Linked DNA regions of Mus musculus: region 1 is linked to region 2. Evidence: chromatin contacts called from ENCODE Hi-C or POLR2A ChIA-PET data. All regions are on one chromosome and are shown on one strand. The core of a region is the stretch at or near the end of the contact, and the rest is flanking DNA. Distances in the headings are between cores, read along the strand shown.

Region 1 (5,593 bases), core at 1,365-3,864, 330 kb after region 2:
TGCCACCAAAGATCTCTACTGTCAGTGGTGACTCATATTCCCAGAGACTTCGAAAAGCTCTGGCGCTGGGTTAAAAAAAAAAAAATCAAAACATAAAAATCAAACACCCTTAGGCAAAAGGGGTGGAGGAAAGCTCCACCCTCTCCAAGCTCGGGCAAAAGTTCAGCGAGGGATGATTCGTGAATCAGGCTTGCTCCAGCTTTGCGAGGAAATGCACTGGCGAGAGCGGAGAGCTTGAGCCTGCAGTCGCCCTAGTCTCACCAGGTAGGTGATCTCCGGACCGCACGACCATGCGCGACAAACGCTCCTCCGCGCTAAACTGTTACCAACCCTTCAGAAAAGCATAGATGTGCAAAGATTAATAAATAATAGAAAGATGCTCCCGCGGCTTGGAGAGGTAGGGCTGGCTGGCCTGGGGAATAATTGGAATAAAGTGATTTTGGAATTTGGAGAGATTACACAGGCGGAAATGAATTTCTCATTTGTGTTCTGACTTGGTGTTGCCCAGTTTCGTTCTCATCTCTAGCCATCGACTCGCTCCCCTCCCTCCATATCCGCTGGCAGCCTCAGTAAGGCACCAGTGACCCACTGGCCCTTCCCACGCTGCTCTTCTCTGCTGTCAAATCCGGTCCCAGGAGTTCTTCCGACACAGCCAGAGAAAGCTGAATGGGCCCAAAGGCCCGCGGCTACCTGACTTGAGGCACTTGGTGGAAGCTCCCCTGACTGCCTTGTTCCCTGGTGATGCAAGAGCCTCCGCCTCCAGGCCGGCTTCCTAATTAGGACCTAAAAAAGAGCACATAGCCCAACCCGTTGCTTTCCCCAGTGCCTGTATATTTTCTTTTAGCATGTCCAGGGTTGCAGAATCGGAAGACTCCAGAGCAGCCTGCTCCTACAAAGAAACACCAGCGCTTCCCCACCCCCACCTCCCACCCCTGTATGGTTCTTTTCTAGTCCAAGTATGAGGCGCCTAGCTCCACGCTGAGGGCGCAGAATACTTGCTGCTGGCTTTGGACTCCCAGAGTAGCAGTAGCAGATTGGGCTGCATGGGTGGGATGCCGAGTGGCCAAGGCACAGTACTGCTTCACAGACCTTGGTCAGGACAGACCTGGATCGGCGGTGTACTTGACTTCATCCACGCCCTTGCCCTGTGCGCTCTTGTAGCGATCACCCCTGACCTCCAGCAGGAGCAAGGCTTTGCCTTGAACACCCCAGCTTCCCTGGGAACCAATGGCTTCTTTGATCTCACTCAGGATTCACTTGAGAAGCTAGACTTTAGCATGGGGCTGTGCTGTGTCACCGTGACGTTAGATCCGCATACAAACACCAAAATGACCAAGATGGCCCAACATTGATTGGGACGGCAGGTCGCAACACTTGTTCTGCAAGAAAAGGCTACGTCCTACTTACTGCCAGCCTGGATGCAGGTTGGGTAGCCCATTAATAGAGTTTCCTTAATCTCGTGTGGGGAGTGGGACGTTCCATTTCCAGAGCAGCTTTTTTGGGCCGCCGCTATGAGAGAAGGGGCTGGGGGTGGGGATGCACATGGCGCCATTGACTTCCAGACTTCTGTTGGAATCACAAAGGCCTCAGGAAGATCAAGGGATTTTTTTTTCGACCCCCTTATGGTTTTCCCAGCTCGGCCTGAACTCCGCTGCTCCATGGTCGCCAGCATCGGCGGACCGATGGATAGACAGTTCCTGGCGTACACTGTGAGCCCCAAACATTTCGAGGCTCCCAACACCGCTCATGGCACAACCGTCTTTCCTTGGTAGCCCCCCTCCTTTTCCTTGTAGTTATTCTTTTCCAGCTAACTTTCTCATTCCCCTATTTTATATGCTTGTCGTGCCCGCCCATCGCTCCCTGAAGCTTCCCGCTTCTCTTGTCTCTCAACTGTCCTTCTCACCACCACCTCTGCCTCTTAAGTAACTGGGCACTAGGGAAACAAACATATAAACCACAACAACAACAACAGCACACACACACAAACACAACACTAAGGAGAGCCTAAAGGAGGACAGAAGGCAGAAGGCGGCGGCGACGAAGAATCTCGCTTGAGGCGCAGACGAAGAGGGGTGAGCATCTTGCTGATCTGAGTCCCCCGGAGGTCAGGAATTCTAGGAAAGGACAGTCAAAGGCCAGTGCCCATCCTTGCACCAATCTAATCCTCATGGTTTGGGGCTGAGAAGCTGTGCAAAGCAAGGGCGGAGGGACGCCTTCTGAGGCTTCCAACTGGCGCCCGCGGCCGGGCTGGACACAGAGCAGTGTACCCTGAGCGCCCCCTAAGTTCCGCTCTGCGAGGTGGCCGCCACGGGCGGACGGGGAGGGGCGGGTACATTCTGAGTGGAGGATGGGCGAGCATGCAGCTGCCCGCAGGCCAAGACACTAGGGTAAACACGCCGGGGTGGGCGGCGCACGCAAACTGCAGGACAGCCGGCGGGGCCACCCTCCCCACTACCTGTCGCAGCCTGCACGCGCCAGCGGCCTGGGGGCCGTGGGGGGTGGGGCTTACCTTCCGGCTTGCCGGGGGCCGGACTAAACGGGGGCGGAGCCCGCGGTGATTGGGCGCGGGGGCGGGGGCTCAACTACCGCAGAGTCTCAAGAGCAGGCTGCTTTCACTTCGCTCCCCGCAGGCACTGGGTCACCAGCTGGTTGGAGCTCTGCGGTCCTTGCCATCGTCGCCGTCACCGGATTCCTGCAGCCGCTCTGCGAGCTGTGTTCCACTTGGATTCACACCACCTCCGCTGCTCCCGCCGCCACCGCCTCGGCGCCCTTCCCCTGGCCCTCGTCCACCCAATGTCTGACTCTGATTCTCGGACTGAGAAACGCAAGGTAAACACTCCGCGACTCCCGGGGCGCAGGCTGGGGATGGATAGAAGACAGGCGCCGCAGCGGCTTCATCTGTCTCTGGTGTCGCACGTGCGGGTGGAGGCACTGGTTTGTCCCGCGTGGCTGCAGGAGGCGAACGCTGGGAGTCGGGTCGAGGTCGCTGCGTGCCAAGGCACTTTTGGGGAAGGGTTGTCGGCACTGAAGCTGCGGGCACTTAGCCGAAGACTGGGTTGGGACGCAATGCCGCACGAGGGGCCGCTGAGGCATCTCTCGCGGGCAAGGAGGGCGCGTGGTCTCGGCTTGGAGCCGAGGTCCCGCTTCGTGGTGCCGGTAGTGCGTCCAGCCGGGAAGCGTCGCGGCGACCCAGACGGCCCGGGAGAAGTAGCCGCGCGGTAGCGGCGGGCGGGTAGACTTAACTCTTCGCTGACGCGGGTTCATTGCGGAGGTTTGAGTATTAAAATCACACGCGCCCAGACTTTGCTTGTACCCATTCAAGTCAGTTTGGCCATAGTGGTCAATTTCCTTTCCGGATGTCCCTGGCGGCCCGGTTCCTTTTGCGACCGTCCTGTGGATATTGAGGAACACCGTATCTACAGGAGACAAGAAACCCCGTAACCCCCCTAGGACCACTTAGGCTACGCGTATTCCAAGCCCCAGCTAGCCGACTACTCCTAGCCCGATTGCACCGGGACCCAGTCGCATAGGCTGGCGGACCCCTGAGCTCGCAAGCCTATTGCCCACGGGGCAGGCACTGCTTGAGGAAGGCTAACTGAACAGTGGGGGCAGAGGTCTGGATGTGCATGCCCGAGACCCGAGATGGTCGTTCATATTTGGTTCGTGTCGGTAGCACTCGGTAGCACATGGGGACACAGCAGGTGAAGTTGCTGAGAAGTTCTTCAGGGGACTGCGGAGGCATTAGGGACTTGGCTCGGAATGGCCTGGAGTGCGATCGTGGCCTCGCGGATCTCCGAGGGGTGCGTGTCTCGCTTTGTCTCTAATGTCCCGCTGCCCTGGCGGCGGGAATTCCCGCAAAGCGCGCGCCGTCCCGGCCTGGCCCAGGGGTGGGGCGGGGCGCAAAGCGAAGCTGCCCGGCCCCCTAAGTTCCAGCCGGAGCTGCGGTGGCCGGCACAGTCTGAGCGGCGCTGGGCGGCGAGTTTGTCAACAATCGCCTTGCCTTCGGCTGCCTGACCCGTAGGCGCCGCCCCCACCGCCTCTGCCCATTGGTTACGATGGGGAGCGACTGCGCGCGGGCCAATGGGGGAGCACTGGCAGCCGGCGCCAGGGGCGCAGGGCTGGCGGTGCCCGCGCGGCGGCGGGAGCTGCGCGCTAGGGGCGGAGCGGGAGGAGGCGGAGGATGATCCCGGCGGCGGCCGGTGCAGCGCGGGCCAGAGGCGCGGCGCGCGAAACCTTCGGCTCCCCGGCGGAGCGTGGCGGAGGGCGGACGGGCAGGCGCGGGGCCCTGGAGCCCAGGACCCGGCTTTGTTTCCCTTGCCTCCTCGGTGGCGACGTGCAGGGGTCGTTCGATCGGCGCAACACGCCGCGCTCGGAAGGGAAGGGGCGGACGTGAGTCTCGGCATGGTGGCCCGGGGAGGGAAAGAGTCAGCCTTGCGCCGGGTATTGCCAAGAACGCGCAGCTAGGTGTGGAACTTTCAAAGGGATGTCTCTTAAGGCCCTCTTTGGAAGTGTGCACATTCCGGCAAGGTTGCACCCGAGAGAAGTGGTTTAGTGTTTGGGGTGGCGCGCAGGGCAGGCAGCAGGAGGGACCTTGCGGCCGAGGGCGCTCGACCCGGGCGGAGCTGCGCTCGGAGTTACAAACTCTATTGTGACGCACTTACTACGACTGACGGCCGCTGCCAAACCTTCTCCAGACTTGCTGCCCTCAGCATTTTCGGCAAACAATGGGGCCGGAGCAGGGAAGGCGGCCAGCCGCCTGCAATCTCTGCATCTGCGCCCGCTCCTGTGCTCCAGCTCCGCATCTGAGCCCGGGAAATGAGAGCCCGCTGGGATTTTCAGACTTGATTCAAGTTTGTCCTGAAGGAAAGCACGAAATGTAGACGTCCCGCGAGCTGCTTCTCCTAAAACTTCTGTGCTTGTGTGTGCGTGAGCGCACAGGCTGACTCCACAAGCTGGGGAGCTGATACTTTGTTTTGTTTGGTAGTCCGATTTAGTTCCACTCTGCATCAAAATAAACACACCTTCATTATTTTGGGCGCCCCTTTGGTCTTACTTGGCAGATAGTCAGAAAAGTAAACAACATAACAAAGAATCTGAGGTTGACTCTAGAATTCTTAACAAATGGATGAAATGATTTTAAAACTTAATTTGCTGAAGATAATCGTTTTGTTGTCCCCCCTCCCTGTTTCCTTGCAGAAAAAAAGACCAAATGGCCAAGCAACCTTCTGATGTAAGTTCTGAGTGTGACAGAGAAGGTGGACAATTGCAGCCTGCTGAGAGGCCTCCCCAGCTCAGGCCTGGGGCCCCTACCTCCCTACAGACAGAACCGCAAGGTAATCCCGACGGCGAAGGGGACCGCTGCCCCCACGGCAGCCCTCAGGGCCCGCTGGCCCCACCGGCCAGCCCTGGCCCTTTTGCTACCAGATCCCCACTTTTCATCTTTGTGAGAAGATCTTCTCTGCTGTCCCGGTCCTCCAGTGGGTATTTCTCTTTTGACACAGACAGGAGCCCGGCACCCATGAGTTGTGACAAGTCAACACAAACCCCAAGTCCTCCTTGCCAGGCCTTCAACCACTATCTCAGTGCAATGGGT
Region 2 (6,361 bases), core at 1,351-3,850:
GCCCTTATCGAACATACCCTGACCCTTAAACTTTACAGCCCAGGTGCTGGTCTGACCTTCCCCCCTGAGGCTCTTCCCTAAGTAATCCAGAGGTTTTGGTCTCTCCCTCTACCGGCAACCTTTCTCTTTCTCTTTCCCCTCCCCAACTTCTCTCTTCCTACTGTCATTTCTCTGGCCTTGGTCCTTTGGGTCATTGAACTCACTAATCTGGCTTGAATTGGCTCATTTCACCGGTGGAGAAATAACTTATCAGAGGGAACTTCATATAGTTAAGTAGGAGGGTAGAAGGAAAAGAAATGTCCAGGGGAATGGTCCACTACAAAGCTAGGGACACACAGGACATACAAACAGGTAGTAGTAGTAGAGAGCAAGGGCATAGGGCACCTACATGTTTAGAGCAGGATGCTAGAAGTGACTTAGAAAAGGATGAACATAGCCGGATGCTGCACTTAAGCAATGAGACGAGGGCTGCTGACATGGCTCCGTTTTTAAGATTATTGACTGCTCTTGCTCAGGACCTAGGTCCAGTTCCCAGGAACCAGCTTGTAATTGCCTTATAACTCCAGTTCTAGGGGATGTGACACTTTTCTCTGGCCTCTGCAAGTACCAAGTAGGCATCTATGTGGTACACAGACATGCATGCAGACAAAACACAAAACATTCAAACTCATAAAAAAAAATCATAAAACAAACGAAAACCTAAAACAGCACAAATACCTGGTCTTCCAGGAACAGCCCAGAGGCGGAGCTAGTCCAGCCACAAGTCAATTTAACCCCAAGTTTTCAGTTTAGGACAAAATGTACTTCAAAAAACCTATCCCAACTAAGCCTCAATAAATGATGTTGACAACAGAGCTGACCCTGCTCTGGGGCTGGAGATGGATCACCTGGGAAAATGCCTACTGCACATGCATGAAGATCTGGCTTAAACACCCAGCACCCATGTAAAAACCTGGGGTGGAATGGGGCAATCTGTAACAGTAGTTACAGGACCAAGACTTTGGATTCTCAGAACCCACAGTGGAAGTAGCAGTCTCCAGGACAAACTTCCAGTCTACACCTACATACACATCACACATGCACTCACACACACGTGGACATATATTCAGTACACACACTACACATACAAGAGAAGAAGAAAAGGTGAAGAACAGTCCAGGAAGGCACTGATGCTGACCTCTGGTCCCCACACAACTGCCCACCGCCACCACCCACAGGCAGATAAGAACCCTATTCTACCTCAAAGATCTTCACCTAGTTCTCAGTGAGGAATGCTGACTAGAAAGCTTCAGCCAACTAAAGCCCAGACAGGATGGCTCTCTGAAAACTGGCGTTTCAGCCCTTGCTGGATTCATAGAATAAGATCTAAGTCACATATAAGGCTCAATAATCCTAGGAAAATGGGCCATGGTGTTTCCCTGGAGAACAAACTGATTTTCTTAAAAATGTAGACAATGCGTCAGAAATACATCTTATAAATAACCAAGGCTTTGGTCACTTGATAGGACTGGCATTTATCTTTAAGCTTACTCAACAGTTTCTCTTTCACATATATATTCCGTTATATCACATGCATTATTTTTTTTAATTTTAGTTTTTTTACTCTCTACATTCTTCAAAGTGCAAATATCTTGCATTTGTAATGCTTAATTCAGGCATTTGACACAGCTCCTAGGTTTTCTGAATATGTCTAGAAAAATGACTCATAATGGTCCGTTGATCAGATCTGCCTCCAGGCTGTACCAAGGTGAGATTCCATCAGAAAGTCTCTGCTTTCAGGCTCCAAATCTCTTACTGCAGCAAACTGAATGGTAGGCAAAAATACTGCTTTCTTTTGTGAGGAGGAAAAAGATTCAAAGATGTTTAATTTTTTATTTTAAAAATAGATTCATAAAGTGCAAGAAATTATTTCTCTCCAGTGCTTTTTATTTTCATCTTCGACAAGCTGTTGAAAAACAGTAAGAAAAAAAAATCAGTAACACAGTAGTATCTTTAACTTCAAATTTCTGTACTGTGATCGCAAACCATGAACTAAGAGAAGAAAACTATAGGACTGAAGAATAACTATGATGAAACGCAAAGCTCCTGCCATCCACGTTAAAAAGCCACTGTGGACCCTATGAATGTGGAGGCTGGGCGTGAAATGACTCCCTCCCCCATTTCGAAGTTAAATGTTAAGGTGTAACTGCATCGCACGTGGTAAAACATTCCCATTAAATACCCTCAGCAAACTGAGCTGTTAATACCTGAAAGTAAGTTGTTAGAGAAGACAAAACTATTTTCTTTCTGAAGCAAGCCATGTTCTTGCAAGCCGTGCAAGGACGACTCCTGGGTCGCGCGGCTCCCACGATCCGGGCTGCGTTGGGCTTAGGGAGTGAGAACCCGGCGGACTCGGGCTGCAGCGCGTGCTCAGGCCAGGTCCAGCTTTTTCTGAGTCGTTGCCAGCTTGTCCTGCAGCCTCCGCTTCCTCCAGTCTAGGTAACGCCTCCGCAGCCGATTCGCTTGCCAGCCCAGGACCACTCCAGAGGCGAAAGCCACTAGCACGGACACCTGCAGCGTCCTCTCAGACACGTCCGCCATTGCAACCACTCAGCACAAAGTAGAGTGAGCTACGGATTGGCGCAAGGATCAGATGCCACAGCGCTCGCTTGAGGCCCGCTCTGAGTCTGCGCGAGGAAAGGACAGGAAAGGAAGCAGAGTTCCCTGACTCTTAGATCAGGAGTCTTAACTGTGATGTGAGATGGTCTTGGTTTCTGATGGGCTCCGCGTTTCTTCTACATTTCTTGTTTGACATTAGTCAGATATTCACTTGCATCATACCCGAAGTGTTATCTACTATTGTTCGTTTTTGTTTTGTTTTGTTTCTTTCTTTTTGGTTTTTCGAGACAGGGTTTCTCTGTATAGCCCTGGCTGTCCTGGAACTCACTTTGTAGACCAGGCTGGCCTCGAACTCAGAAATCCGCCTGCCTCTGCCTCCCAAGTGCTGGAACGCCTGCGCCACCACGCCCGGCTTTGTTCGTTTTTCTTATCTAAGCTTTCTGGTAACTCGATTTTAAAATAAACAAATAGAGAAAAAAACTTAATAACACTTAAAAAGAACAAATTTAGATGAAATGGTCTTTAATACGTTTTCTCTTACCCCAGTATACAGGGTATTTTAATATATAATCTTCCAAGTTACTAGTGTCAATGCAATAGCCACAGCTCTCATCAATGGAATAAAAAGTGGACATTGTCAGACCAATGACCTTTAAGTACTTAAAAAAGAGAAGCAGCAGCGGTCGCCATCTTGGTCTGAGACCCGCCGAACTTAGGAAATTAGTCTGAACAGGTGAGAGGGTGCGCCAGAGAACCTGACAGCTTCTAGAACAGGCGGAAGCACAGAGGCGCTGAGGCAGCACCCTGTGTGGGCCGGGGACAGCCGGCCACCTTCCGGACCGGAGGACAGGTGCCCACCCGGCTGGGGAGGCGACCTAAGCCACAGCAGCAGCGGTCGCCATCTTGGTCCGGGACCCGCCGAACTTAGGAAATTAGTCTGAACAGGTGAGAGGGTGCGCCAGAGAACCTGACAGCTTCTAGAACAGGCGGAAGCACAGAGGCGCTGAGGCAGCACCCTTTGTGGGCCGGGGACAGCCGGCCACCGTCCGGACCGGAGGACAGGTGCCCGCCCGGCTGGGGAGGCGGCCTAAGCCACAGCAGCAGCGGTCGCCATCTTGGTCCGGGACCCGCCGAACTTAGGAAATTAGTCTGAACAGGTGAGAGGGTGCGCCAGAGAACCTGACAGCCTCTGGAACAGGCAGAAGCACAGAGGGGCTGAGGCAGCACCCTGTGTGGGCCGGGGACAGCCAGCCACCTTCCGGACCGGAGGACAGGTGCCCGCCCGGCTGGGGAGGCGACCTAAGCCACAGCAGCAGCGGTCGCCATCTTGGTCCGGGACCCGCCGAACTTAGGAAATTAGTCTGAACAGGTGAGAGGGTGCGCCAGAGAACCTGACAGCTTCTGGAACAGGCGGAAGCACAGAGGCGCTGAGGCAGCACCCTTTGTGGGCCGGGGACAGCCGGCCACCGTCCGGACCGGAGGACAGGTGCCCGCCCGGCTGGGGAGGCGGCCTAAGCCACAGCAGCAGCGGTCGCCATCTTGGTCCCGGGACTCCAAGGAACTTAGGAATTTAGTCTGCTTAGGTGAGAGTCTGTACCACCTGGGAACTGCCAAAGCAACACAGTGTCTGAGAAAGGTCCTGTTTTGGGCCTTCTTCTTCGGCCAGGAGGAGGTCCAAATACAAGATATCTGCGCACCTTCCCTGTAAGAGAGCTTGCCAGCAGAGAGTGCTCTGAGCACTGAAACTCAGAGGAGAGAATCTGTCTCCCAGGTCTGCTGATAGACGGTAACAGAATCACCAGAAGAACAATCTCTAAACAGAGTCAACTATAACTACTAACTCCAGAGATTACCAGATGGCGAAAGGTAAACGGAGGAATCTTACTAACAGGAACCAAGACCACTCACCATCACCAGAACCCAGCACACCCACTTCGCCCAGTCCAGGGAACCCCAACACACCCGAGAACCTAGACCTAGATTTAAAAGCATATCTCATGATGATGGTAGAGGACATCAAGAAGGACTTTAATAAATCACTTAAAGAAATACAGGAGAACACTGCTAAAGAGTTACAAGTCCTTAAAGAAAAACAGGAAAACACAATCAAACAGGTAGAAGTCCTTACAGAAAAAGAGGAAAAAACATACAAACAGGTGATGGAAATGAACAAAACCATACTAGACCTAAAAAGGGAAGTAGACACAATAAAGAAAACTCAAAGCGAGGCAACACTAGAGATAGAAACCCTAGGAAAGAAATCTGGAACCATAGATTTGAGCATCAGCAACAGAATACAAGAGATGGAAGAGAGAATCTCAGGTGCAGAAGATTCCATAGAGAACATTGGCACAACAATCAAAGAAAATGGAAAATGCAAAAAGATCCTAACTCAAAATATCCAGGAAATCCAGGACACAATAAGAAGACCAAACGTACGGATAATAGGAGTGGATGAGAATGAAGATTTTCAACTCAAAGGTCCAGCAAACATCTTCAACAAAATTATTGAAGAAAACTTCCCAAATCTAAAGAATGAGATGCATATGAACATACAAGAAGCCTACAGAACTCCAAATAGACTGGACCAGAAAAGAAATTCCTCCCGACACATAATAATCAGAACATCAAATGCACTAAATAAAGATAGAATACTAAAAGCAGTAAGGGAAAAAGGTCAAGTAACATATAAAGGCAAGCCTATCAGAATTACACCAGATTTTTCACCAGAGACTATGAAAGCCAGAAGAGCCTGGACAGATGTTATACAGACACTAAGAGAACACAAACTGCAGCCCAGGCTACTATACCCAGCCAAACTCTCAATTATCATAGAGGGAGAAACCAAAGTATTCCACGACAAAACCAAATTCACGCATTATCTCTCCACGAATCCAGCCCTTCAAAGGATAATAACAGAAAAAAACCAATACAAGAACGGGAACAACGCCCTAGAAAAAACAAGAAGGTAATCCCTCAACAAACCTAAAAGAAGACAGCCACAAGAACAGAATGCCACCTTTAACAACTAAAATAACAGGAAGCAACAATTACTTTTCCTTAATATCTCTTAACATCAATGGTCTCAACTCGCCAATAAAAAGACATAGACTAACAAACTGGCTACACAAACAAGACCCAACATTTTGCTGCTTACAGGAAACTCATCTCAGAGAAAAAGATAGACACTACCTCAGAATGAAAGGCTGGAAAACAATTTTCCAAGCAAATGGTATGAAGAAACAAGCAGGAGTAGCCATCCTAATATCTGATAAGATTGACTTCCAACCCAAAGTCATCAAAAAAGACAAGGAGGGACACTTCATTCTCATCAAAGGTAAAATCCTCCAAGAGGAACTCTCAATTCTGAATATCTATGCTCCAAATACAAGAGCAGCCACATTCACTAAAGAAACTTTAGTAAAGCTCAAAGCACACATTGCACCTCACACAATAATAGTGGGAGACTTCAACACACCACTTTCACCAATGGACAGATCATGGAAACAGAAACTAAGCAGGGACACACTGAAACTAACAGAAGTGATGAAACAAATGGATCTGACAGATATCTACAGAACATTTTATCCTAAAACAAAAGGATATACCTTCTTCTCAGCACCTCATGGTACCTTCTCCAAAATTGACCACATAATAGGTCACAAATCAGGCCTCAACAGATTCAAAAATATTGAAATTGTCCCATGTATCCTATCAGATCACCATGCACTAAGGCTGATCTTCAATAACAAAATAAATAACA

The links. Hi-C counts contacts between places; a loop is a spot of excess contacts on that map. ChIA-PET counts read pairs that join two places held with the same protein, here RNA polymerase II (POLR2A).
Region 1: a map of gastrocnemius shows a loop between it and region 2 (5-fold over the local background). The contact joins the promoter of Bcl2l11 here to the promoter of Mtln in region 2. A Hi-C loop is called at or near these places in 1 of 37 maps with a recorded cell type or tissue (gastrocnemius). POLR2A ChIA-PET finds 5 or more read pairs at or near these places in 1 of 5 experiments (embryonic stem cell).

Annotation. Positions count from the first base shown.
Region 1 is chr2:128,123,424-128,129,016 of GRCm38, forward strand. Bcl2l11 (BCL2-like 11 (apoptosis facilitator)) reads left to right here and starts at 2,615. Exons shown (of 4, transcript NM_207680.2): 1 at 2,615-2,829; 2 at 5,197-5,591. The coding sequence starts at 5,210. Acoxl (acyl-Coenzyme A oxidase-like) reads left to right here. Exons shown (of 18, transcript NM_028765.3): 18 at 1-470.
Region 2 is chr2:127,789,888-127,796,248 of GRCm38, forward strand. It overlaps Mtln (mitoregulin), which reads right to left and starts at 2,601. Exons shown (of 2, transcript NM_001384135.1): 1 at 2,247-2,601; 2 at 1,495-1,945. The coding sequence starts at 2,580. The coding sequence ends at 2,410.